Linked DNA regions of Homo sapiens: region 2 is linked to region 1. Evidence: chromatin contacts called from ENCODE Hi-C or POLR2A ChIA-PET data. All regions are on one chromosome and are shown on one strand. The core of a region is the stretch at or near the end of the contact, and the rest is flanking DNA. Distances in the headings are between cores, read along the strand shown. Region 1 holds the start of PTAR1 (protein prenyltransferase alpha subunit repeat containing 1). Region 2 holds the start of CEMIP2 (cell migration inducing hyaluronidase 2).

The links. Hi-C counts contacts between places; a loop is a spot of excess contacts on that map. ChIA-PET counts read pairs that join two places held with the same protein, here RNA polymerase II (POLR2A). Pooled maps may share reads with other maps.
Region 2: a loop to region 1 is called in a map of B cell, with 18 times the contacts of the local background. The contact joins the promoter of CEMIP2 here to the promoter of PTAR1 in region 1. A Hi-C loop is called at or near these places in 2 of 168 maps with a recorded cell type or tissue (B cell and naive thymus-derived CD4-positive, alpha-beta T cell) and 9 of 50 pooled maps. POLR2A ChIA-PET finds 5 or more read pairs at or near these places in 2 of 52 experiments (PC-9 and activated CD4-positive, alpha-beta T cell).

What each region holds. Positions count from the first base shown.
Region 1 is chr9:69,758,687-69,761,386 of GRCh38, forward strand. It overlaps PTAR1 (protein prenyltransferase alpha subunit repeat containing 1), which reads right to left and starts at 1,325. Exons shown (of 8, transcript NM_001099666.2): 1 at 1,167-1,325. The coding sequence starts at 1,252. LOC105376076 (a long non-coding RNA gene) reads left to right here and starts at 1,409. Exons shown (of 4, transcript XR_929910.3): 1 at 1,409-1,787. RefSeq lists enhancers at 823-872, 2,347-2,700 and a silencer at 1,013-1,482.
Region 2 is chr9:71,767,132-71,769,935 of GRCh38, forward strand. CEMIP2 (cell migration inducing hyaluronidase 2) reads right to left here and starts at 1,382. Exons shown (of 24, transcript NM_013390.3): 1 at 1,226-1,382. RefSeq lists enhancers at 1,040-1,721, 1,722-2,403 and a silencer at 1,477-2,146.

The DNA of each region.
Region 1 (2,700 bases), core at 75-2,574:
CTGTTTTACAATCATCACCTTGGAGGAAAAGAACACTTTGGTAAGATACACGTTTGGCAACTTTTTTAGGCAGAAAAGCTGAACCGGTTAGAATACTTAAAAAAAAAAATCATGAGCTCCAGTCTAAAGAATAAAATAAAAATAAATTAAATAATAATAAAAAATAATAAACTAAAAAAAAAAAAAATAAACTCCAAAAACAACTAGCTAAAATGAAAGTAATGCAGAACTGGATGCCATGTTTCTTTTCTTTGAGGAGGAAGAGGTATGGGAAAGGAGGTACATTGTTGCTTCTTCCCTACACCTTTGTATAATGTAGATCTCTCTCTCTCTCTCAATAGCTTTCTTTTCACTTGTTACATAAAAGCAAAGTGTTACAAAAAGTAGACTCTTGCGGTATCTTCCCACAGTACTTCAAGTAAAATGGAAGAGATACATATGTCAGTTCTGCAGTGTCCCGTTAAAGAGGGCAGCAGTGTTGGGATAAAAATGAGTTAACATGCTCCTTGTAACTATGAATCCGCTTATGCTAAAAAGTATCAAGGTTTCATTTGCTTTATCCCAGACTCCACACTGCGCCCACAGAAGCTTCTCTTGAGAATGTTCTGTTCACCTTTCAAAACACAATGTATTATCGGAGTCACTTTACAATTTTGTGGCAAGTAAGGCTAAAGTCAAAAGCAGCCTCAAACCACCTTTAGTTAGTAAACTGAGGGGTTTGAGGCTCATTAAAAGTAAGAGGATCGGTTACCCCCTCTTGCCAACGTCCGGGATGAATCTCAAGAGTTGTGTTTACAAGGCATACACGGACCCACATCGTTGTGTGCGCCCGAGTACCTTAAACACAGGAAGGATGTCGACCTACGGGGGACGTCTCTGGAGTTTCGTGAACTCCTATGAAAAGGTGGGGAGGGACAGAGAAAGTAGTTCCGTTTTGATTTTTTGAGGTCACTTCTAGGGACTCGACCGCGAGCGCGTCCCGGTAGCGGAAAGCCGGGCCAGCGGCGGCCGACAACGGTCCCGCCCGACACGGCTCTGCCTCCTCCCTAGAAGGGCTCGTGGGCCAGGACCCGCTGTCCGCCCGCCGCCCGAGGTCGGGTGGACGCTTGGCCCCGCCCCCGCCCGCTCCCGACGACCCTCGGAGGCGGCGGAGGCGCGCGACTCACATGTGTGGGTTCCTCCTGAAGGCGTTAGTGATGTCCTTCACAACCCGCTGCACCAGCACCGCCACCTCCTCGCTGGTCTCGGCCATGTTGGCGGCGGCCGCGACAGTTCGGGCGCGCCTCCGCGTGAGCCGGGCCGCCGGCGGGAGTTCCGCGGAGAACGAGCGCGCGCGCGCGCGCGCGGGTGCTTCGGCTAGGCCGCGTCCCCGCCGCCGCGGCCGCCGCCGAGCACTTCCGGGTCAGCCAGTTGGCGGCCTGGGCGTGGCGTTAGCTAGGGTTGGTGGCCTTCCAGTGAGTGGAGAAGTTCGCCTCCGCGCGGGTAACGGACTTTCTAAGCGTCAGAGAAGATGCTGGACATTTGTTTGCAAAGTTCTCTCAGGCCTCCGATTTTCTTATTTTAAGTTTTAGGCGAAACCTCAAGACACACTCCCAGAGAGTCAGACACCTTCCTGAACCCCCCCAGCAAGGTCCCCGGGCATTCCTGAAGGAATGTTCAACTGAGGATGCAGGGCCTCTTAACAGTTAGTCCCGGGCGTTTTTCAGAGCTTGTCTGCTTTATTTTCCCAGCCTGAGAGATGAAGAGGTCCAGAGGCATTGCGGCGGAGCGAGTCCCTATTTGACCGTGTTGGTGACCTCCTTTCTAACTGTGCCAATTTTTGTCTCTGAACTTGAAAGCAGCCTTTTTAAAAAACATTAATTAAAATTCTTAAATTTATTAAAGGAAGAGAAAGGAAAGTGAAGGAAAAGTTATTTGCCATCTGTATGTAGGAAGTAGAAGTGAAATCGTTTTTAGATTTTTCGACTTCATTTTGTACTGCATTTGGTAGCCTTTGCGTCAATTTTGGAATTTAAAAAAAAGGATCAAGGCTCTGACAGGGTTTGTTCATAATAGCAAAAATAAATTTTTGTAGGAAAAACGAGCTTTCTAGTTTATTTAGGATTTTGAAATGCCATAACTAAAATTTTTGTGTATCAGGTTTTCTTTTGCACCTCTGGTAGAAAAATCTGGCTGCCCTTGGTTCAGTTTTATTCTTCCACCCTTGAAATCTGGCCAGGTGCGGTGGCTCACGCCTGTAATCCCAGCACTTTGGGGGGCCAAGGCGGGCGGATCACAAGGTCAGGAGATCGAGACCATCCTGGCTAACACGGTGAAACCCCGTCTCTACTAAAAATACAAAAAAAAAAAAAAAAAAAAAAAAGCCGGGCGTGGTGGCGGGCGCCTGTAATCCCAGCTACTCCCCACTGCACTCCAGCCTGGGCGACAGAGCGAGACTCCGTCTTTAAAAAAAGGCCGGGCGCGGTGGCTCACGCCTGTAATCCCAGCACCTTGGGAGGCCGAGGCGGGTGGATCATGAGGTCAGGAGATCGAGACCATCCTGGCTAACAAGGTGAAACCCCGTCTCTACTAAAAATACAAAAAATTAGCTGGGCGCGGTGGCGGGCGCCTGTAGTCCCAGCTACTCGGGAGGCTGAGGCAGGAGAATGGCGTGAACCCGGGAAGCGGAGCTTGCAGTGAGCCGAGATTGCGCCACTGCAG
Region 2 (2,804 bases), core at 132-2,631, 2.0 Mb after region 1:
CAAATAAGCATTAGTAGCTCCATTCTAGCCAACCAAAGAAAGATAAGGCTAACCATTTTAAAGGTGTTTTTTTAACACTGAGCCATTTCCAACAGATTTGCCTGGCTGCTCTGGGGAGTCAGGCCTCCCTCAGCTCAGGTGAAGCCTCTACCCTTTCCCCTCTCTCTAAATTCTTCTCACTTTTTACCGGGAAGAGCAGCACATCTCAATACATGCAACTGTGCAGCAGCGCATCACTCTGTCACACTGAATCAAGGGGAGTGAACTCAAGGCAGTGAGTAGCTCATGTGCACAATGAAAGTTTTAAAAATTATTAGGCAGTCTATCCTTAATCCCAACTGCTGATAAAAGGAGATATATATCAAAGTCTGTTTTCCTAACCTGCGGAGAATTCAAGTGAGCTGTTTCCGCTCCAGGTCGAAGTCTGGTGACACTCATCAACCCTCAGCAGAGAGCATCCAGGGAATTCAGGACCTTGGTTTTATCGCTAAGGGTGTAGCCACTAGTGCTATTAACAGCAGCACTCTGGGTCCTCACAGAGAGGGCCCCCCTCCTTTACCAGGATCTCCCAACTCTGCAGAGAAAAGCTGGGAATAGGGTCCAGGGCTAAGGCTATTCCCCAGATTTAAAGGAAGCTGTACACGATTTTAAAGCCTCACCTTACCTCAGCTAACAGAGAGGCAGGGGGCGGAGGGCGGAGGACCCACCAACCCAGGGGAATTGTAAGGAGACAAAGATGACCCCAAACGCACAAGCGCGCGCGCACTGAAGCCCGGACTGCAAAGCACATTCCATCAACCTTTCACTGTAATCGGCTTACTGTGGGGTTTATCCCCTCACCCCATCCCTCTCCAGAAAGTTTAAGGCTGTTCGCACCGACTTTGAAAGGTCCATTGTTCCCTTCCCCGTAAACGTAATGAAAAGAGAGAGTGGAGAGAAAGAAATCAAGACACCGTTCCCGAGGACCCTTTCTTAAGAAGAGAGGACTGACTCCTGGGGAGTCGGGTCAGTCCCAATCCAGAGATGAAACCGGGAAAGGAGGCGCACGGGGGAAGGGCGGGAGGACGTTTTCCTTTTCGGCAGAAATGCCCAACGCCGGAGCCGGCCAGGCCGCCGGGAGCAGAAAAGGTGGGCGAGACCCGGGTCTGCGTCCCCGCAGTGGCCCCCGAGGGCAGCAAACGAGGTGGAGCGGGGTGGGGGGGCGGGTGACCGAGTCGCTTCTTACCTTCCCCTACCCCGCTTAGCGTCCGTTAACTCAGGTGCCTACACAGCGGTCCAGGGAGACGGAGAGGAGTCCCTGGCGTCCTCGGGTCCAGATCTCCTCTCCATGGCCAGGAAGCCACTCGATTGCCGGCGCCCGCAGCTGCCGCTCGTACTCAACTGGCAGCCGCAGCCTCTGCCTGGAGGTGAAATACTCTCCTCCCGAGAGTGACGCGCACTTCCCTCCGCCTCCGCCTCCTCCTCCTCCTCCTCCTCCTGCCCCGAGCCTCGGGGGCAGGGGCCTCGGCTCGCTCTCTCCCGGAGCCGCCGCTCGGCTTTCTCCGTTCCTTCCCCTCCGGGAGAAAGAGGAGGAGAATCGTGGCCCGGGCGGCGCGGGCCTGAGCGTCCCCGCGACAACAGGGGAGGAGGCGGCGGCGCGGGGCAGAGTGGGGTCCCAGGAGTCGCTCTTGTCCCTGGTCGGCGGGCGCCGCGGCTTGCTAGGGTCGCGCTCAGCCTCCGCCGGCCAGACAAGCAGCCCGGCTCGGCTGGGCCGGGAACTGTGGATTGGGCGGGCGGGCGGGCGGGCGGTGGAGAGCGAGGGAGGCGGAGGGAGAGGAGGAGCCTGCCATCAGAGGAGGCGGTGGCCCCGCCCGGCCCCTCCCGCCGGCCCCGCTCCCCGCGAGCTGCGAAAGCGGAGGCTCAGCGCCACTCGCTGCCGCGCGCTGGAACAGCGCCCGAGCGCACTGCCGGCGGGGCAGAGCCCCAGCCAGCGCCCCCCGCTGCGGCTGCAGGCTCCTACCCTTCCTGGGCGCGCACACCCGCCTGGCCGAACCGGAGCCTGTGCCTCCAGCACCCCCAGATAAGGCTGGTACTGCGCCTGTCACTCCCTGGCTGAGCCTGACACTGCGCCCCCAAAGTCCCCTGGCTGAGCGTGACTGCACCCCATCAACCCTCGGCTGCGTCAGACTTTGAGCCCCATCACCCGTAAAGAGATTTCCACACTCCCACAAATGTTCTGAGCGTCCAGTCACAGCCCCTACCTGGCCAGGCGCGAGCGCCAGGTTCTCAGCGCTGTCAGAAGAACCAGCCTGCTCTGGGACACAGGGCAGCTCTTCTGGTCCCTTGGAGCAACCCCAGCATCCCGCTCGCAGGCCGGAATAAATATACTTAGGTCTTCCCACGCCCCCTACCTGCGCCACTCTGGAGTGGCGGCCGCTTGCAGAGGTGGCGCCGAAAGCCACGCCCCGGCCCACCCCAGTGCCAAAACGCCGCTCTGAGGACACCGGCACCGGCCCTGAAGCAGCCCTGCCGCCGCCACCCTGCCCCCTCGCTGGAGCTGCTCTCACAGCCTTGGCTCTGGGTGAGGGCGCGGCCCGGGCTGGATCACTCAGACGCACGAGGTCCCGAGCTAGTGACAGCTGCAGGACTGCCAAATCCGGGCCGTCGTCATCCTCGATTTAATTGGAATTGGAAGTTTTCCCTCCAGGAAACTCTTTCAGTGAATAATATACAAGGTAGGATAGTTTAGTTTTCAGGGTTGTTCATTCCTCCTCCCTCAACAAACTCAGTCCTGTAACCGCGACACACCCGGCAGTGAAGGGGAA